Regions from separate parts of the Homo sapiens genome. Here regions 1, 3 and 4 are each linked to region 2. A link is a contact called in ENCODE Hi-C or POLR2A ChIA-PET data. All regions are on one chromosome and are shown on one strand. Each heading gives the region's core, a stretch centred on a gene start or an enhancer-like site at or near the end of the contact. The rest is flanking DNA. Distances are from core to core; before and after follow the strand shown.

The links. Hi-C counts contacts between places; a loop is a spot of excess contacts on that map. ChIA-PET counts read pairs that join two places held with the same protein, here RNA polymerase II (POLR2A). Pooled maps may share reads with other maps.
Region 1: a map of OCI-LY7 shows a loop between it and region 2 (4-fold over the local background). The contact joins the enhancer-like site here to the promoter of MED1 in region 2. A Hi-C loop is called at or near these places in 5 of 168 maps with a recorded cell type or tissue (CD4-positive, alpha-beta memory T cell, OCI-LY7, ascending aorta and 2 more), 8 of 37 single-sample maps with no recorded cell type and 16 of 50 pooled maps. POLR2A ChIA-PET finds 5 or more read pairs at or near these places in 6 of 52 experiments (A549, HEK293T, WTC11 and 3 more).
Region 3: a loop to region 2 is called in a pooled map, with 5 times the contacts of the local background. The contact joins the promoter of PLXDC1 here to the promoter of MED1 in region 2. A Hi-C loop is called at or near these places in 1 of 168 maps with a recorded cell type or tissue (naive thymus-derived CD4-positive, alpha-beta T cell), 1 of 37 single-sample maps with no recorded cell type and 10 of 50 pooled maps. POLR2A ChIA-PET finds 5 or more read pairs at or near these places in 7 of 52 experiments (A549, A673, CD8-positive, alpha-beta memory T cell and 3 more).
Region 4: a pooled map shows a loop between it and region 2 (2.7-fold over the local background). The contact joins the enhancer-like site here to the promoter of MED1 in region 2. A Hi-C loop is called at or near these places in 4 of 50 pooled maps. POLR2A ChIA-PET finds 5 or more read pairs at or near these places in 7 of 52 experiments (OCI-LY7, PC-9, activated CD4-positive, alpha-beta T cell and 2 more).

Annotation. Positions count from the first base shown.
Region 1 is chr17:39,752,325-39,757,583 of GRCh38, forward strand. No RefSeq gene overlaps it. Among named protein-coding and RNA genes, the nearest start is that of GRB7, 17 kb to the left of the region's middle. RefSeq lists silencers at 1,597-1,736, 1,777-1,826, 1,967-2,696 and enhancers at 3,187-3,236, 3,647-3,956. Within about 2 kb of position 1,972, at least 35 of the 41 ENCODE cell types and tissues checked have a DNase peak (open chromatin) inside an H3K27ac peak, as active enhancers do; they include OCI-LY7 and ascending aorta, where a contact is called at or near this core.
Region 2 is chr17:39,447,198-39,452,541 of GRCh38, forward strand. It overlaps MED1 (mediator complex subunit 1), which reads right to left and starts at 4,066. Exons shown (of 17, transcript NM_004774.4): 1 at 3,841-4,066; 2 at 601-707. The coding sequence starts at 3,865.
Region 3 is chr17:39,148,686-39,154,006 of GRCh38, forward strand. PLXDC1 (plexin domain containing 1) reads right to left here and starts at 2,952. Exons shown (of 14, transcript NM_020405.5): 1 at 2,677-2,952. The coding sequence starts at 2,752. It overlaps TRC-GCA2-3 (tRNA-Cys (anticodon GCA) 2-3), which reads right to left and starts at 5,120; the gene lies at 5,049-5,120. RefSeq lists enhancers at 4,456-4,605, 4,978-5,321.
Region 4 is chr17:39,771,830-39,776,485 of GRCh38, forward strand. All of the region lies in intron 7 of IKZF3 (IKAROS family zinc finger 3), which reads right to left. Among named protein-coding and RNA genes, the nearest start is that of GRB7, 36 kb to the left of the region's middle. RefSeq lists an enhancer at 833-892. Within about 2 kb of position 2,421, at least 4 of the 41 ENCODE cell types and tissues checked have a DNase peak (open chromatin) inside an H3K27ac peak, as active enhancers do; they include OCI-LY7, where a contact is called at or near this core.

The sequences.
Region 1 (5,259 bases), core at 722-3,221, 300 kb after region 2:
CAGGGCTTGGTCCAACTCGCACAGTGGTGGGGCGTCTGCAGACTGCTTTCCTGTCCTGTGCTGTTGGCAGAACCTCAGCTTTGGGACTTGAGGGGGAGTATGCAGTGGCAATTAGGACAAACGACTCTGAGCTCTCAGTTGAGTTGGGGGAGGAGAGAAAAGAAGGAGTTAGATCCTGGGGGAGTTGGATGTTGCAGACTGGACTCCAGAGCCTGGGGGTGTGGGCGATCCTGGGGTGTGGGGAGGGCGGGCTGAGGCTGCTCCACAAGCGTTCTCGAAGTTCACCATACAAGAAGGGGCGGTGTGGGGAAATGGGGATGAGGCCTGAAATTCAATCCCATGTGGGTTGAGTTATGATGTCATCTGACACCCTCTCACACGGCTGCATCTACCCCAAGGAAGGGGCAAGTTTTTCTTTGATGGGCACCTGGGGGGGCTGTTTAGCTGGAGTTTTTTTTGTTTCGCTTTTTTTGTTTTTGTGTTTTTTTTGAGACAAGTTTCGCTCTGTGGCCCAGGCTGGAGTGCAATGGTGTGATCTCGGTTTACCGCAACCTCCACCTCCTGGGTTCAAGCAATTCTCCTGCCTCAGCCTCCCAAGTAGCTGGGATTACAGACATGCACCACCACGCCCAGCAATTTTGTATTTTTAGTAGAGATGGGGTTTATCCACGTTGGTGAAGCTCGTCTCGAACTCCCGACTTCATGTGATCCGCCCGCCTCAGCCTCCCAAAGTGCTGGGATTACAGGTGTGAGCCACCGCGCCGGGCCTGGAGCTGCATTTTTGTTGTAAGCACTTTGTTCTTACTTGGATTAGGTTTATTTTAGGGTGGTTTGGGGCAGACTGAGGGAGATTGGAAGGCAGAAACCACCCCCTCAGGACAACCACGTGGATCTCCTTAGGGTCTGGGTAGTGGAACTGGGCCCTGTGACCTTGGAGTTGGAGGGGAAGCTGTAAGCAGGGATGGAACGGGCCACCCGCACCCTCACACAGCTGTGACCAACAGGCACGGTCATCCGCATTCACCTGCCCAACTCCCATGCCCTGAGTCCTGTCCTCCAGGGCATTCCTACTGGCACTACCCCAATTTCCCAAAAGATTCCAGGGATCTCTCTCTCGCTCTCTCTTTTTTTTTTTTTACAGTCTCACTCTGTTGCCCAGGCTGGAGTGCAGTGGCTGATCTCAGCTCACTGCAACCTCCACCCCCTGGGTTCAAGCGATTTTCCTGCCTCAGCCTCTTGAGTAGTTTGGGATTACAGGCGTGCGCCACCACGCCCAGCTAATTTTTGTATTTTTAGTAGACGGGGTTTTGCCATGTTGGCCAGACTGATCTCAAACTCCTGACCTCAAGTGATCCTCCCGCTTTGGCCTCCCAAGGGAGGGTTCCTTCCTCCCAGGCTGAGGCACCCTGCCCCACACATCTACTGGAGGAACTTAGTGTTGGGGCCAGGGGGTGGCTGGGTAAGGCTGGATCCCACACTTGTCAGGCCAGGTTGGGGTAGGGGAGGATACACGGGGGACCCGTCTCTCAGCCGTTCTGGGCCGGTGCCTGAGGCGATCTGCCCCGCCGCCCGCCCTTCCGCCACCACCCAAGTCGCATGCGCGCGCCGGGGCCGACGGGCGCCAGGCTCCACCGAGCCACCCTCCGTCGTGGCGGCCCCTCGTGCCTCTGCGGAGGGAAGGCCGCCGGCTTCGCCAGGGGGCGCGCGTCGGGGTCGCGGCTCTTTGAACTCGGCCCCACGAGGGGACGCGCCATCGGTTTCGTGGCTTGCGTGGCGCCGCAGCAACGAGCCGGTCGCCCCGGGGCGTTGCTTAGTCCGGGCCTCGCTGCGAGTCTGTGGGCGAGGCGGGAGGTGCTTCCTTGGCCAGGCGGGTGGAGGAAGGTGTGGGCGCCGCATCCCAGCGTCGCGGAGCCTCCAGGCGCGGGCAGGCGAGACTGGCGTGCAGCGCGACGGCCTAGTCCCGGCGTCCCACCGTCCCCCACTCCCGCAGGCGCCGAGCCGATTCAGCCGCGCGGCTGCAGTGACACCCAGCGGCCGTCGCGGGAAGTGCGGTCGCCGCGGCCAGGCCTCCGGGGCTCCTGTCTCTCGAGGTTCCCACCCCGGTTACGCGCGGGCACCCCGGAGGAGAGCGGCCGCGCGCTGCAGATGCCCGCGGGGGCACTTCCCCTGCCCCTCCCCCGTTTCCTCCCCGCAGGCGCCCGAGCGCCGGGAGATCCTGCGCAGCGGCAGTGCCCGGAAGGGCGGGGCGGGGTGCAGCAGCGGCGCTGGGCTGTGACCCGGGCAGTTTCACTTCTGGATCCTGCTCGGGCTGTGATAGGACAGCGCGGGGGCAGCGGGGGAACACGCGGGCACGCCGAGATCCGGCGCTCGGGACCCCGATGAGGGGAGGCCTTTCACTCCTGGGGTGTCACGCGACCCACGCTTTCCTCCATGTCCACTCCCACCCCCCATGGGTTCCACTTTGCTGTCCCCCGAGCTGCCGCTCCTCCCCAGCAGACACCGTCTCCGCCGGGGCTGCCGACCCCCGGAGAGGCCCCGAGCGGCGTGGGCGGCGGGAGGAGGGAGCTGTGAAGCCGCAGGCAGGGGGTTAGGCTGCGGGCTGCTGAGACGCCGAGCTGTTTCTCAGAAGTGCAGCTGCCCCTCCCCTCACACCCCCCTCACTCCCACCGCGCGCCGCACCCCTGCCCCCTCTCCGCCGGCCTCCCTTTCCTCTCCCAGGCACCCTAGCCGGGAATCTGGGGTCTGGGTCCACGCAGAATTAAGAGGAGAACCTGAGAAAGGGCGGGGGCCGGGGGTTCAGACCCAGCCTCAGCGCGCGTTATTCCGAGCCTCCTATAATTCCACAGGTGAGGGGATCCTGTCCCCTACCCCTGGGGTCCAGGATTGGAATTTGATAGAACAGTTAGGAAAATGACATCTTGAGAGAGTCAGGGCCCGGCCACTATTACTCTAGCTCCAGCGTCCAGTGAGGAGAGGAGAGAGAGGGAAGACCTGGAGCCCGGCTGGTGCAGTGAGGTTGAGGCCTGTCTTAGGAGTACCAGCTGGAAGGCCCTTCAGAGATCCCTGACTCTGGGGAAAATCAACGCCCAGAAGGGGAAGTCAAGTGTCTGGGCTCATCCCGAGAGGGAGAGGGCTGGGATTGGAACCAGGACTCCAAATAGTTGCGGGAGTCTGCGACTGTCTTTTGCTTGGGACTTCAGAGCTTTGCTGGATTCACTGACTCAGCCTGCTTTCCCTCAACACACACAAACACACACACACGAGACACGTGCACGCGCGCACACACACAGATACACAGACACACACAGACAGACATGCAAGGAGAGAGACAGGCACACATGGAGACAGACACGCACACGCAAAGAGACACACAGCTCCCCAGGAGTCTAGCGGGGCAGCTGAGGTCTGTGAGTGAGACATTCTCAGTGAGACACTGAGAATGCAATTCCAGTGGGGGTGGGATGGGGATTGGGCGGTGGAAGGACAAGCCCGGGGGAGGAGGTGGCATCGCCCCCCTAGTTCCCATCCACCACCACCCCCAGTGCTGTGGTTTATTTGCCTAGGCAGCTCTTCTGGGCCAGGGGGCCAGGGTACTGGGGTGGAGAGGCGAGGTGATGGGAAAGGCTGTTCTGGGGCTTCCTGCCCCCTCACTCCTGGGGAAGGGGGGTAGCTGCCATCACCCGCAGGCCTTTCCACTGCAGCCCTTTCCTTGGGTATGTGTGTTATTCTGGGGGAAGATCTGTTATTTGCGGAGAAGGGAGGCAGCTGCCTACTTCACAGGTCAAGACAGAGTTAAAAACAAAACCACAGCAAATTCAACACCCCGTGTCCTTCAGGGACTTTCCATGACACCTTCCTTCCCCCCTCTCCCCTAAGCCAGGGAGCACCTCCCCAGAGGGCCTCCCCACCCCAGGTGCAGTGGCTTTTGGCTTTTATGCAAACAACTGTCTGATCCCGGAATGCTCCACAGCCCGAACTGTGGCCTGGGCCGAATGTGCCCCTCCACCATCCCTTGGGCCAGTGTTTCTGGTCTTCCTGGAGTTGTGACCTCCACTCTTCCTCAGACCCTGGATTCTGAGGGACAGGAGATGAGGGCAGGAAGCTAGGTCCTTTCCCCCTGCCTGCCCTCGGGTGGCAGTTGCCTGCAGGTGGAGGGTTTGGGCACAGCAACCTAAGTGAATGGTCCGGGGTTTTGAGTGATGGGGGAGGGGAAGAAGGAGGGTGCAGGTGTGGGGTGGCCTCCACTGCCAGGCCCACCACCCTCTAGGGCATTGAATTAGCTCCCAAGATCAGGAAGGAAAACTCTTCTCAGGCTGGGAGTCCATTCAACCCCAACGCCAGTGTGGACCTCCGGTCCTGCTCACTGGCAAAGGGGGTCAGGATCTCCCTGTCTCCCTCTCTTCTGCCTGAGCTGCTTCTGCTTTGGGGAGGGATTTGGGGATGGGGAAGGCCATATAATCTTCTCTCCAGGGCTGAAAACCAGCTACTGAGGGGCCGTTTTTGAATGTATTCAGTGCTAAAATGCAAAGGCAGGGTGCCATGCCATTCCTTTCTCCTCCTCAGCTTGAGCAAGACTGGGAAACCTGTAGGAGACCCTCAGCCAGTTTGAACATTTTGGAGTGCTGATGGGAGGGAGATGATGCTGATCATGGAGCCAGAGGACGCTGGTGCCAGCCTAGCCCCACATTTGTTAGTCTTAAAACTTCAGACAATCTTTCTCATGCCTCTTCCACAGAAGACGGAAAATGGAGGGTGCTTTAGATGAGGCTGAGCAGAAGGCCAGACTCTCTCTCTACTTTCTCTAACGTTTTCTAAGAGAGAACACAATGATGATGGAAAGAAAGCAGCCTCATCCCTATGCCATTCTCCTAGGACTTTTCCCCCTAACACCTTCGGTTTGGGTCTCCAGGTATCTAAAAACTGTATTTAAATATGGTCGAGTTTAAGGACTGCAACTCAAGTTTCCCAATGTGGATGTCTGTGAGCCCCCACACATGAAAAAGTCAGAACTTGACTGTATTTTAAGAAGAATCTCTGTTGAGGGAGGAAGGCAGAGCAGTGACTTGGAATAGGGGTGCACCATGCTGAATGTGCTGATCATGCTAAGTCCAGGTCCTCAACCTCCTCCAGTTTCCTTAGTGAACTAAGGACCAGTGGAACCAGGAACCCTATCTTGTGGGTTACAGGGGCCAGCAGCAGGATCACAGTGGTAGGCTCAGCAAGGCGTCAGGTGAGAACCTTTATTTCAGTGATAATTCA
Region 2 (5,344 bases), core at 2,816-5,315:
CTGACCAACATGGAGAAACCCCGTCTCTACAAATAATATAAAAATTAGCTGGGCGTGGTGGCGCATGCCTGTAATCCCAGCTATTCGGGAGGCTGAGGCAGAAGAATCACTTGAACCTGGGAGGCAGAGGTTGCAGTGAGCCGAGATCGGGCTATTACAACCCAGCCTGGGCAACAAGAGTGAAACTCCGTCTCAATAAAAAAAAAAAACAAAAAAAAACTTAGTTTCACACACAAAAGTATTAAATATATTATTAAATATGTTGTATAAAATTACCTTCAGGCTATATCTATAAGGTGTTTATGAAACATAAATAAATTATGTGTTTAGACTTGGGTCCCATCCCCAAGATATCTCATTATATATTTGCAAATATTCCAAAATCCAAAACAATCCAAAATCTAAAACACTTCCGGTCCCAAGCATTTCATATAAGGGATATTCAACCTGTAGTATAGATACAATAGACTCCTAAAGTTGAAACCACCATGTATTCAGATGTTTTATGAAGATAGTATGAACACATCTACATGGGGAGCTTAGCGTATTAAGAATAATTATCTAAGCAAAACACTTTACCCACTTCACCACAATCCTTACCATGACTTGACGCACAAGCTTAATGGTTTCACTCCAGGGTCTATTTTGGTTAAATTTTGCATGGAGCCGTTCCAGGAGAGAACTCATCTTACTCAGCTTTTCTGACTCTATGATTTAAATCAGAAAACGTTATCAGTAACTGTTCTATCAAGACCATCCACAGTTTTCCTTGCAAAATAAATTCCCACACTTCATCACAGTAAGAATTCAGTTAAAATATTTTCCAAAATCATTTTACTTCAAAACATCCAAAGAAGACATTTTTAATGGCAAGATGACACACAAGTTATGGGTCTGATGTAAGGAATACCATACCACTGGACTGTTATCTATCCACCTTTTTTTTTTTTTTTTTAAAGACTAAGTTTCACTCTTGATGACCAGGCTGGAGTGTCAAACCCTGTCTCTACCGAAAATACAAAATTAGCCAGATGTGGTGGTGCATGCCTGTAATCCCAGCTACTTGGGAGGCTAAGGGAGGAGAATTGCTTGAATCCAGGAGGCAGAGGTTGCAGTGAGCCGAGATCACACTATTGCACTCCAGCATGGGCAACAGAGCGAAACACTGTCTCAAAAAAAAAAAGAAAGAAAAAAATTAGCCAAGCCTCCTGGCATGTGCCTGTAGTCAGTCCCCAGCTACTCTGGAGGCTGAGGCAGAAGGATCACCTCAGCCTGGGAGGTCGAAGCTTCAGTGATGAGCCTTGATCACACCACTTACTCCATCCTAGGCAACAGAGGGAGACATTGTGTCAAAAAAAAAAAAAAAAAAGTTATTGAACTGGGCTAGAGAGGAAAATTTAAAAAAAAGAAAAAAAATAAATGAAAATGCTGGCTGGGCGGAGTGGCTCACGCCTGTAATCCCAGCACTTTGGGAGGCCAAGGCGGGTGGATCACCTGAGGTTGGGAATTCGAGACCAGCCTGACCAACACGGAGAAACCCCATCTCTACTAAAAATACAAAATTAGCCGGGCTTGGTGGTACATGCCTGTAATCCCAGCTACTCGGAAGGCTGAGGCAGGAGAATCACTTGAACCCAGGAGGCGGAGGTTGCAGTGAGCCCAGATTGCGCCACTGCACTCCAACCTGGGCAACAAGAGCAAAACTCTGTCTCAAATAAATAAATAAATAAATGAAAATGCTAAAAAGACAGCAATGAACAAACTAGACAAAAACTCCTACTTCATGAAGTTTCCATTTTTACACTTGTTGTCTCCTTGCACCCAAGGAGTACATCTTTCTTTTCTTTTTTTTTTTTAAGACAGAGTATCACTCTGTAGCCCCAGCTTGAGTGCACTGGCACAATCAAGGCCTATTGCAGCCTCAACCTCCCATGCTCCAGGATCAAGTGATCCTCCCAGCTCAGCCTTCAGAGTAGCTGAGACTATAGCTAATTTTCCCTTGAAACAGGGTCTCGCTCTGTCGCCCAGGTTACAGTGCAGTGGCATGATTCTGGCTCACTGGAGCCTTGACCTACAGGATTCAGGTAATCCTCCCACCTCAGCCTCCCAAGTAGCTGGGACTACTGGCTTGTGCCACCATGCCTAGCTAATTTTTGTATCTGTTGTAGAGACAGGCTTTTGCCAGGTTGTCTAGGCTGGTCTCCAACTTGTGGGCTCAAGTGATTCGCCCGCTTCGGCCTCCCAAGGTGCTGGGATTACAGCCTTGAGCCACTACCTGGAGCTAATTTTTTATTTTATTTATTTTCAATTTTTTTTCTTTTTTTTTTTTTTTGAGACGGAGTTTTGCTCTTGTTGCCCAGACTGGAGTCCAGTGGCACTATCTTGGCTCACTGCAACCTCCACCTCCCGGGTTTGGGTGATTCTCCTGCCTCAGCCTACCAAGTAGCTGGGATTGCAGGCATGCCACTGTGCCTGGCTAATTTTGTATTTTTAGTAGAGAAAGGGTTTCACCATGTTAGCCAGTCTGGTCTTGAACTCCTAACCTCAGGTGATCCGCCCACCTCAGCCTCCCAAAGTGCTGGGATTACAGGAGTGAGCCACCACACCCGGCCTTTTTTTTTTTTTTTTTTTTTTGAGACGAAGTTTCGCTCTTGTAGCCCAGGTAGGAATGCAATGGCGCAGTCTTGGCTCACCACAACCTCCACCTCCTGGGTTGAAGCAATCCTCCCACCTCAGCCTCCCAGGTAGCTGGGATTACAGGCATTCACCACCACGCCCGGCTAATTTTGTATTTCTAGTAGAGACGGGTTTTCTCCATGTTGGTCAGGCTGGTCTCGATCTCCCAACCTCAGGTGATCCACCCGCCTCAACCTCCCAAAGTGCTGGGATTACACGCGTGAGCCACAGTGCCCGGCAATTTTTTTATTTTTTTTGTAGAGACAGGGCCTCAGTATGTTGCCCAGGCTGGTCGCGAACTCCTGGGCTCCAGGGATCCTCCAGCCGCAGCCTCCCAAAGCGCTGGGATTACAGGTGTGAGTCACTGCTCCCGGCCTCACCTTTCGACCTCTGCTCCAAAACACACTCTTTGTTTTTCTTGAGAAACCTGCTGATAAATATCTGTACTTCGATGCTCCAACACTTTTTGAGCGACTATTACGTGCCAGAAACTATACAAAAATAATCAGGCAAGGACTCTAATCTGCAAAGCTCAGAGGAAACTGGAGAAGATAAACAATAACACAGTTCACTGTATCAACAGAACTATGCCCAAAATGCTAAGGCAGCATCTTAGCCGGAGTGTGGAACTTTAGAAAATCTTAGTAAAGTTCCACAGAAAAGTTGTTTTTCTGCAGTTCGTAGTTCGGTCAATAAAAGAACGAAATTCAGCGCACTTTAAAAATACACAATGGCACAGGATCTGAACACTTGACATTGTAGAGAACTGCTGGCTGCTAATAAATATAAGGACCTAATCATTTCATTGATGCCAAAATAGTCTCCAGTACGTTTACACACAGCCCTAAATTTATTCAGGCGTCTCTTCTGGAACGAGATGTAAGCTGATTTTGTATTCATTTGCCCCGTCTCCCACCACTTTAGGCCAAAAGTGCCCTAGTCGAGCATGAAATCTTCACAGAAGTTGAGAGTCCCCATCGCCCTAAAGTCGAAGCTCTATAATCACCAAGGAGGGTATAGTGACAATCTAAAACTAATACACATTCCCTCTCCTGGACTCTATGCCCCTAAAGTGGCCCCCATGGGACATCTGCAAGAACCTCCTCTCACAAACTGGCTCCCCCAGTTGTGTCCCGCCCCCTCCTTTCCCCTACAGTCACTTACCCTCGGTTTCCCCCTGAGCTTTCATCCTGAAGGCGAGGAGAAGCTAGATCCGCCACAAAAGGATAAGCCCTTCCCCACCACTAACGGAGGAAACAAGTTGGCTCGGGATCCCGGGACGCAGGGCACCAGCAGTCCCTACTCTTCCCGGGAAGGATCAATCTGAAGTCCCCGGCGGCAAGAAGAGAAGGGTGCTCGAGGCCGCCGCCATCTTCCCCAACGGAACTTCCCAAAATTCGCGAGATAAACCGTGGTCCTGCCAGAGAGAGGAAGAGGACAGGGCATCGAAATCTCGCGAATATTGGTCAATGCGTCGGCCTCGCGAGATTTCTTTCAGCGCAGTCTTCCCTTTGATCTGAGCTGTCTCAGGCCTCGCGCCGCTGGATATTAAACCTGCCGGCCGGTAGCTTTCGGCTCCCCTGCGGAAACCGCCATTTTTTTTTTATTTTAGCAGTTAAACAGCTCGCAAATTAAAATCTCCAGATCCCTGTACTGAAAGACTAGCTTTTCTTTTTTTTTTAATTTTTTTTTTTTTTTTTTTGAGATGGAGTCTTGCTCTTGTCGCCCAGGCTGGAGTGCAATGGCACGATGTCGGCTCACTGCAACCTCCGCCTCCCGGGTTCAAGCGATTCTCCTGCCTCAGCCTCCCGAGTAGCTGGGATTACAGGCACCCGCCACCACGCCCAGCTATTTTTAGTAGAGACGGGGTTTCGCCGTGTTGGCCAGGCTGGTCTCGAACTCCTGACCTCGCTGTCCGCCCGCCTCGGCCTCCCAAAGTGCTGGGATTACAGGCATGAGCCACCACACCCGGCCATGACTAGATTTTCAAAGGCTATTGGTATCAGGAGTGTCTTATGAAAGATAAGTTTAACCTGAGATACTAGATGCAATAATTACATCCTAAGAAAGATAGTGGCGCATTGTAACATGACGTTCAAAGCGAGCCTATAGCACAGTTAATTCCCCTTTTCTCATTTTTTTAGTTTCAAAACTATTTCTGGCTAGGCGCAGTGGCTCATGCCTGTAATCCCAGCACTTTGGGAGGCCAAGGTAGGTGGATCATCAGGTCAGGAGTTTGAGACCAGCCTGGCTAACATGGTAAAACTCCGTCTCTACGAAAAATACAAAAATTAGCCAGGTGTGGTGGTGCGCTCCTGTAATCCCAGCTACTCGGGAGGCTGAAGCAGGAGAATCTCTGGAACCCGTGAAGCGAAAGTTGCAGTGAGCAGAGATCGCGTCACTGCACTCCAACCTGGGTGACAGAGTGAGACTGTCTCAAAAAGAAAAAACTGTATCCTTTACTATCCTCAAACTAAGTGTTCTTCACTTAGTAAGCATCTGTGGAGTCCTAATATGTGTATATTTGGAGCTGCTAATACAAACATGAAAACACGGCTGGTCGCGGAGCTACTCAGGAGGCTGAAGCAGGAGAAGCGCTTGAACCTGGGAGGCAGAGGTTGCAGTGAGCCGAGATCATGCTACTGCACTCCAGCCTGGGTGGCAGAGC
Region 3 (5,321 bases), core at 1,702-4,201, 300 kb before region 2:
CGGCCTCCCAGAGTGCTGGGATTACAGGCATGAGCCACCCTGCCTGGCCTAAATCATTTATAGACATGGGGTCTCACTATTTTGCCCAGGCTGGTCTCAAACTCCTGGTCTAAAGCTATCCTCCCACCTCAGCCTCCCAAAGTGTTAGGATCACAAGCATGAGCCACCGTGACTGGTGCAAGCCCCCATTTTATAGACGGGGAAACCTTCCTCAGAGAAAGGAGGAAGCTGTCAGGGTCACCAGTAGTTGGTATTGAGCCTGGCCTCCTGCAGGACTCCCAGGCCAGGATGCCAACTCTCGCTGCCTCTTCTTTATCTGTCATATGCACCTCTGGTTCCATCTGACCAGACTGTCAGTTCCCTGGGCCCCTGCTCTGCACCCCAAGGCCATTTTCCTGTCTGTCATCCTGGTCTCCCCTGCTGTCTGACTCTGTCTTTGGGCCACTCATCTCTCTGCTGCTGCTGTTCTAATGATAGATGAGGTTTCAAGGCTCTACCAAACAAGCCTGTCCATCAGGAGCGAGGGGAGATCTCAGCTACTTCCCAAGGCCCCCCACCAGCCCCACAAACCCAGAGCCTTGGGGAAGGATGCTAGCATCTCTTCAGGTCCTGCTCCCAGCTGCCCTTCCACTGGTCACAACAACTCCGCCATCAATCAGGTCAGGCTGCCCCTCCTTAGCAACTCTCCCCCAGAACGTCCTTCTCCTACATCTGGCCTCCCCAGACACCCGCTTCCTCCTCATAGGTCCTCCTGCCTGTGAAATCCCACCTGGCCTGTGAAAAGGGCACCGGACTGGGAGTCAACAGCTGCCGCCTCTGGCTTCTTACAGATTCCTTAAGTCTAACCTCTATCCCTCCTGCTGCAGAAAAAGTGCATTTCTCCTGGCTCAATCTCTGTCAAAGCCAAGAAGACAGGATAGCCTCTACTTAGAGAAGTGATTCAAGTCTCTGCCTGCCCCACTCTTCCTGGTCTCCTCAACCGTCTACTACCCCAACCCTACTCTGAAGGGGCCGCCCTCAGCCAGGCCCGGGTCTGGCCACTATCTCCCAGCCCATCCTTGTTACCTCCCAATTCCCCCTTCCCCAGCCCTCTCCGTGGTTCACACAATCCAGCCAAAGGTTCAGATCCTCCCCTCATAAACTCTGTTACACCCAGAGTTCAGAAGATCACACCAGGTTGAGGATTCAAAGGAGCCCAGAAATTATTCATAACATATCCAACTCTCTCCTGTTTACCTTGATTTTTTTAAAGTATCAGTTACCCATAAAGACCCTAACAAATATGAAAAGGAAAGGCAATTATAAAAGATCCTTCATTATTCCACGCACAAGAGTCAAAGATTTTGCCAACAGCCTCACTTTATAAATGCAAAAATAGGTCCAGAGAGAGAAAGTAACTTGTCTAAAGTCACACAGCAAGTGAGATGGCGGGACTAGAAGCCACGTCTCTGGCCACCCTCTGTGTGGTCTCCCTGAAAATTGGTGGTTCTCACCAGCAGCTTCTCGGTTCGTCAGCTCCACTGCCCTCTGCCCATACTTCCCACTGTCAGCCTCCTTCCCCTCCCACCCCCAACATACTCTTCTTCTCAATAGGGACCCAGGTCTGTCTCAGCTACATGCTGGGACCATTAAAGTCAAGAACATTGCCACTGACACTGTGCCTGGTGCCAGCACACTCCTGAGACACAGCAGGTCAACCACAGCACTCACCTCAACAGCGCCTCCCTCACCCCACCTGAGGGGCACCCATGCCAATGATGCACAGGTATCTATCTTCTTAATCATCTCTGCTGAGGGGCCAGGCTGCAAATTACCCATCTCCCCAACCCCAGAGAAAGTCTAGGTGCTTAGGGGAGAACAGAGACTATGAAAATTATACCATGAGGGATTCCAGGTAGATCTCAGAAAGGACTTCCAGGTGGGAGAGATGAGTTTGGAGAACTGGTAGGGGGGAAGAGGAGTGTGCAGAATGGGACGCCTCCCTCCACCCCCTACCCCAGTGCCCCATCTAGAGCCAGAGTAGCTGAAAGCCAAAGGCTGCCAGGGCAAATGGGAGCAGGTGTGAGGAGGGGGACTCTTGAGGCTGGGGGTGCAGAAGCAGCAAGTTGCTTCTTCCTGGGCCCACTGCCTCTCTACTGACACCAAATAGGCAAGGGAAGGTGACCGAATGGCTGCTGCCTTCCCAGGCAGAGACGCTGTGTCCCCACCATCCCCCTGGCTGCTCCCACCTATCCCTAGCCTGGATCAGCTTTGGGGTCGGGGGTGTGGCAGAGAAGAGGAAAAGAAGGCATGGCTGGGGCAGGGGCCTCCCCAGGCTCCCATCTCATCAGAATTCAGCCTTGCCTGGGGTGATCAGGGGTCCTGATGACTCTCCCGCTGTCCCCTTTCAGAGCCCATGGCCACATAGAGCCCCCTCTCCTAAGGTCCCTCCAGTATCCTTCCAGGAGAGAAGGAGAGGTCCGGGCATCGGTGTCTCCACCGTCACTCACACACCCTATGTGTTTGGGAAAGTGGGGTCCCTATCCACCTGCCCACAGCCCACAGCTCTCCTGGCCTCCTGCGGACAATGCCCCCCTCGCGGACATCGCCAGGCCGTCCACACCTGCCCATGCCCACACCTGACTGCCCGTCCCTCCCCGCCCCCGGCCCACCCGGGCCGGCTCCCGCCAGTCCTACCTGCTCCGGGCTGGGGGCTCAGCGCCCGGGCAGCCTCCCTGAGCACCAGCACCAGGAGCCAGAGCTCGCCTCGCATGGTGGGTGCCCGGACCTGCCCCCGGCCTGCTTGCTGCCCCGGTCCTGACGAGGGAGGGGGCCCTGGCTCAGGCTGCGGCCGCGCGGTCCCCGGGGCTGGCGGAGGGGCGGGCGGCGAGGAGACGGCGGAGCGCGGGGCCGGGCGAGCCGGCAGGAGCGGCGAGAGCGCGAGCGGAGCTGGAGGCTGCGGCCTCCGGGAGCAGGCGGGGAGCTGGGGGGGCCGCTGGGTCGGTGGGGGTGGGGGGGAGCTGGGGCAGGGGGCGGGGCGGGGGGCGCGGCGTCGTTGGGGGCTCTCCCGGCGCCTGCCCTCAGCCCTAACGGAGCGCTCCCCTAGAGCTCTGCAGCCGCTCCCAAGGCAAGGGGTGCAGAGTAGGGGACAGGGCGGGAGCCCCTCGGGCTGAGAGAACCCCTAGAAGCATCAGCCGCCCCGCGCTCCTCACTGAGCTCCTGGCTCCCTTTCCCTCCTCCGTTCCGCCGGGAAAGCTGCAGAGAGAAGGCCCGAGGACTGGACCCCTGGAAGGGACAGGCGCCCCATCCCTGGGTCACGGGCCCCTGACTGTTCCCCGCCCCCAGCTCCTCCAAGCTCTGCGACTTCCTGAGCTGTTCTTCGGAATTCTGTGCGTCTCTGATGCTTTGTCCTCCAGCCCCCACCCCCAGAAATCTCCCCCTGCAGCAAAGACCCCCAGCTTTTCTCCCCAAGAGGGGCCTGAATCCCACCCCCCTTCCATGACTCCACCTTATCCCTCCACCCCCCATTTCCAGCACCGATTTGCCCCCCAAGCCTAGCAGACGTGAGGGTGGAGGGGGCCTGGCTACCCCTTACTCTGCAACAGTCTGGACCCCTCCCCACGAGTAGGTAACCCAGGCCTCCTGCCTCTCTGGGGCCTCCAGGCCTACTCAGGGCCAGACCCAATCAATCTTCAGAGCCAGCCCCAGACGAGGAAATGGCTCACCCCACCTGTCACCACCTTCTGACAGGCTCTGGGGATAGATAATCTTTTTATTTTTTCTTCCAGGACAGAATAAAAATACCCGCAATGTAGGATATTTAATAGACGGCAAGGAATCAGGTCAGGACACGAAGATGCCTCTTCCCTCCCCTGACCTACTTCGTTCTTGTGACGGCAAGGAGCTGGGGCGCTGGAGAGTGGGAGACGGGGTGAGGGGGCATCCTGGCTTCTAGTGGGCTGGGGCCTAGGGACTAGAAAACCGCGGAGAGGAAGGGTGCGAACGCTGAGCGCCATTGGAGAAATTTTCCAGGAGGAGGGATATGGGCGGGGACAGGAGAAGGTACACTGTGGGCTGGAAGAGACGGATTCCGTGGCACTGAGGTTAAAAAAAAAAAAAAGAAAAGAAAAGAAAAAAAAACACCTAAGAAAGGAAACAACTAAAGGCTCTCTAATCTCTTAGAACGCCGGTTCCTCCTTCCGCCGGGCCCAGAGTCCCAGAGACTACCTCCTCCAGCCCTAAACCCAATGTCCCCTTACCGTGGAACAAGGCAAGGCCGGTCTGTAAATTCTTCTTGATGTCTAATTTAAATCCCAACTTGGCGGACTCTCAAACAGAATCAGATAGGCAGCTACCTCCAGCTGCAGCTACTTGCTGCCCTCAAGTGGCCACGTGACGAGCCACAACCCTCTTGTCCTGCGGGTTTCCTCTTTCCCCAGCCTGCCCACCCCCTGTCTCCGACCTCCTGCCTTCCTCGAGGTCAAGGTGAGAAGTCTCGGGACGGATTCCAGCTCCAGCCCCGGCGTCTTTGCACATTCCTCCATCTGGGGTACCTCGTGGTCTGTCTTACAAGAAGAGCTCAGGCTGAAACATAAACTTGTAAATAGTAGAAGCAAATGTGTAAATTTTAACGTAAGCCTCTAGAACTTGAGATCGTAATCACCTGCAGGGTGTGTGTGTGTGTGTGTGTGTGTGTGTGTGTGTGTGTGTGTGTGTATTTTGTTTGTTTTTTGAGACAGGTTCTCGCACGTTGCCTAGGCTGGAGTGCAGTGCTGCGATCATAGCTCACTGCAGCTTCCAACTCCTGGACTCAAGCGATGGGGAGCGTATATGAAAACACAGATTTCTGGACTCCACCCTCAAGTTTCTAATTCATTAGGTCTGGGATGAGGCCCGAGCGTACCCAGGTAATGCTGCTGGTCCCAGGACCACATTTTGAGAGCCACTGCTGTTGAATCCCCAGTTCCTTTCAGTCCCTCACTGCTCCTCGTCTGCCAGTAGGAGTAAAAGCAAACAGCTTAGGAAAAATCGACACCCAGGACAAAAACAGTATCTCGAAAAGGCCAAAGAGGGGGCACCCGGATTTGAACCGGGGACCTCTTGATCTGCAGTCAAATGCTCTACCACTGAGCTATACCCCCTCTGCCGGCAAACCGACCGCACGTAGTCGTTTAGTGGTATTGCTGCGCAGGCGCTGTGTGGCGTTCCCGAAGGGAAGTGGAAGTGGGGTAAGACGTTTACAAGAGATGGAAAAAATACAACTCCCAGAAGAATTACTCACTTGGAAGCAGGGGTTGTTCCCTGAAGCTCTGAGCTGAAGATCCCCACTGGCAGTATAAGAA
Region 4 (4,656 bases), core at 1,171-3,670, 320 kb after region 2:
CCTGGGCTCAAGTGATACTCCCACCTCAGCCCCCTAAGTAGCTGGGACCACAGGCCCATGCCACCACACCTGGCTAGGTTTTTGATTTTTTTTTTTTTTTCAGAGACAGAGTTTCACTATGTTGCTTGGGCCGGTCTCAAATTCCTGAGCTCAAGTGATCCTCCCACCTTGGTCTCCTAAAGTGCTGGGATTACAGGCATGAGGCACTGTGCCTGGCCTACAATGTGTATTTTAAGGGCAGATGTGAGGGAGGCCATTCAGACAAGAGTGAGATATTACACAGAAGAGGGAGGAGGAGTTCATTGTGGCTGAAGTAAAGGACTGGTTGGCTGAAATGATAAAATTAGAAGAGGTAAGTTGAAGACAGATTGTGGAGGGCTCAGAAGGCCTGACTGAATGGTTTAGATTTGATTCCACTGGGAGCCATTGAAAGGTTTTTTTGAAGAGGGGGGCAAAATGATCGAACCTTTAGAAAAATAACAGAAATCCAATATTTAGAGTCACCATGATGGGGTAAGGTGAAATATTCAGGTCTTAAGTCTTAAAGTTCTTCAAGTCACTTAAATGTGTTTGCTGCTGCGTCATATAATTTCCCACAAGTGTTATCCCTCACTCTTACTATCAGCACACATCCAAAAGCAAATGAACAAAAAAGGCAGGAAAATAGAATATCCAACCATCATCATGGCTCTGATCTCAACCTAAGTGAAACTAACACTTCTTGCAGGAGGTGGAAAACAGAGGGGAGCCAGAGAACAAGAAGAAACAGGAAGGAGGAAAGAACAGAGAGAGCTGTGGGGGTGGCACTGGGGAAAGCTGAGCTGGAGACCACATTTGGTTGCTGCAGAAGTCTTTGTCCTCTGTGAGACACTGGGAAGTGCTGTGTGGATGTCATCTGTTCTCATGGAGTCACCAGGGAAGACTGTTCTTTTCTAAAGAGAATCACCCTTGAGGGAGAACAATTGCCCTTCTTCAAGGGTTTTTTTCCTCCTATCAATTTTCTTTTTTGTTTTTGAAACAGAGTCTTGCTCTGTTGCCCAAGCTGGTGCGATCTCGGCTTACTGCAACTTCTGCTTCCTGGGTTCAAGTGATTCTTGTGCCTCAGCCTCCCAAATAGTTGGGATTACAGGCACCCACCACCACACCTGGCTAATTTTTGTATTTTTAGTAGAGATAGGGTTTCACCATATTGGCCCGGCTGGTCTTGAACTCCTGACCTCAAGTGATCCACCTGCTTAGGACTCCCAAAGTGGGGAATTACAGGTGTGAGCCACTGCACCTGGCCTCTCCCACCAACTTTCAATGACCAGACTCCTTGCTGTCCAAAGCCCCGCGCATGACATGCACTGCTCTTGGTCACCTCCTGGGGAAGGAAGGGCCTGGACTGCAGTGCCTTATAGGCCGAGGTCTGGCGCTGCTCTGTCACCTGCCAGCTGTGTCACTCCACCTCTCTGATCCTCCTTCCTTCCATGGTAAAAGAGCCTCACTGGTGGTTCCTAATAGCCCAAAAATACTATGACATTGTAATGCTTACAGGATTATGGACATCAGGCCTTTGGGAAGGGGTTGGAAAAATACTTTTTTTTCTCTTAGAAACAGGTATTAAAACTGCTTCCTGTTGCTGTTAACCAAAGCAGGCAATTTCTCATTAGTTACTTCACAGGGAGATCCGATGGTTTGTTGAAGTGTCAAAACCTCATTAACATGTTTACCACAGGTGAGTGAGATCTTTTTTTCATGTTCTTTTCGTTATGAAAACTTCCTTTAATAAAGTAATACATAAAACTTTTAAAATAAGGAGATGCTATGGTAACCACTTTGGTCTGAATAACATCTGTTTTTTTGGGAAAGAATAAAAATCAGGAGAAATATGCAGAAATGTAGTCATTTTTCTTCTGCATCCAAGAGAGAAATCCATTTTGAGCCAAGTATTTGAGGATGGCCTAGTTTGAAGTGTAGTCAAACAAGTTTATAACAGGAGAACAAGATTCAGAGAAAGGAAATCCCCTAAAGGACAGTATGTGCAAAGGAAGGTCTTCTTGTCCTTTGAAAAGAACAACTTAAACAGAATTATTCTGACAATGTAAAGATGGTGATTCCTGATGGACGTGTGTCCATTTTTTTTTTTCCCATTTGAAACAAAGACATACAAAATTTCTTGGAGAATTAGAAAAAAAAATATTTTTCTCCAACTTGAGAGCATGTTTGTGTCTCAAAATACATTTAGACTTGATCCAATCTGTCCCTCTTCCCCAGTTCATCTCTAATGGATGCAAAATGCTCCCTACTGGTAATTATCGCCAGCCCGCCTGAGATAGCAGCGGGCTGACCTGATGGTCTATTTTCACCTTTACCCTCACAGTTCAAGAGGTCAGGGAAGTCAAGGCTGGTCTGAGTGCTGTGCAACTGTCAGCAAGGATTAAAGGGAATGACTCACTCTTCCTTCACACCTTACCCATTGCCATTACCCTGGCAGCTGAATCTTCAAAAAACAGTGCCTTGGAGAGGAAATATAGGAGAAAGGAGAGAAGAGGAGAAGAGAAGGGAGGAGAGGAGGGAAGAGGAGGGGAGGGAACAAGAGGACAAGAGAGGAGAGGTGAGGTGAGGCGAGGCAAGGCGAGGGGAGATGGAGAGAAAACAGTAGCCCCATGTTTTACATCACTTCATCTCATACACTGCACAGTGTCACAAATAATGTTCCTTTCTCCCTCCGTTGACATTACTATTTTCTATCACAAAGGTTGATTCAATTAAATAATTTAAGGGGTTTCTTTTATTTTTAATTTTTAAAAACCTTTCAAACAAAAGTTTAGGATATAAGTTAATGCAAGAAGATTAGAACAGTGCCCAAAACAAGAATACCATATATATGACAGGAACTCTTAACCTTCTGTATGATGAATGAATGGACAAAAAAGTGAGTGAACAAGTAGTACTGCCCTAAGTAAAACACATGAATGTCGGGCTAATGCGACTGTGTTTTAGATTCTCAGATTTATACCATCTTCCTAAAACAAAAAAGACTCTAAAAACCTAGGATATGGTTTATAGCATAAACACCACATCTGTATAGCCTTGAGAAAAAGGCTATCTGAAGTTACGCACATGGGCTTTCTAAACACACAGTGGTATCAATAATTGCTGCCTTTTATTTCTTTTCTAATTAATCTCACAGACTTGTACATGGGAGGAGACTTCCTGGTCACTTCATCACCTATTCAGTCTCCTCATTTCACAGATGAGTAAAGAGAGGCCCAGAAAGGTTCTGTGATTGGTCTAAACACACAGTTAAGAAATGACAGAGCTAGGATCAGAACCTGGGTCTTTTAGCTTCTAATCCAGTACTCTTCTTATTGCACTACAACACAACTTACGAAAAAAAAAAAAAATTCCCCCAGTTATTCTGGGCCCTGAAGCCCTGAAGTTGCTACCTCAATCAAGAGCTAACTCTACTAGGTTTCTGATTCCAGCACAGAGAGAATGTGATGGTTCAGAAGATGAGAGAAATCAACACCTACAAGATCAGCATCTCTCACAAGTCTGGAAGTAGTGAAGTGAAAATCCTCTGGTTGCAATTGTAGCAAACAAACGAAATAGATCCCCGAGGCAACAGGCAAAATGGCATGAATTTGCACATATGAAACATGCTATATTTTTGAACCCATGAAATACCAAAGCAACTTTTATTATATTAAGTAGGGCTTTAGTTCAACTATAGGTTTAGGGCAACCGAAAATACTAGGGACTGTCTCTCAAATTTTAGTTGTCTTACACCAAAATGCATTGACCACAACTGGATTGAAATTAAGTCACAGCTGGGCGCAGTGGCTCACGCCTGTAATCCCAGCACTTTGGGAGGCCAAGGCGGGTGGATCACCTGAGGTCGGGAGTTCAAGACCAGCCTGACCAACATGGAGAAACCCTGTCTCTACTAAAAATACAAAATTAGCCAGGCATGGTGGTGCATGCCTGTAATCCCAGCTACTCAGGAGGCTGAGGCAGGAAAATCGCTTGAACCCAGGAGGCAGAGGTTGCGGTGAGCCGAGATCGCGCCATTGCACCCCAGCCTGGGCGACAAGAGTGAAACTCTGTCTCAAAAAAAAAAAAAAAAGAAAGAAAGAAAGAAATGAAGTCGCTTTACATTTTTTTCTTGCCCAGCTCTCCCTATGATGTCCCTCCTCTTGTCGGCTTCAGCCATTTCTAGAGTCAAAGCTTTCTCCAGACCAGCCTGGGCAACATGAGGAGACTCTATCTCTACAAAAAGTTTAAAAATTAGCTGAGCCTGGTGGTGCGTGCCCATAGTTCCAGCTACTTGGGAGGCTGGGGTAGGAGGATTTCTTGAGCCCAGGTGTTTGAGGCTGTGATTGCACCACAGCACGCCAGCCTAGGCAGTACAGTGAGACCCCGTCTCAAAACAAACCAACAAACAAAACCCATAACTTTCTCCAAACTAAAATACACTCAGAATAATAAGGCAAGCTTTCTTTTGTACTCCAGTCAGAACCTCTTCACATAAGTAAAGCCCAAAAGATATATGGGAATATTTGTAGACAATGTCTTAAACTCACCATTTGTTTACTGTGCCTAAACTCTAAATGGAAGTCACTACATGCTCCCCTGACATGTCTCACCAAGGGGAGGGAGGACAGCAAGGAG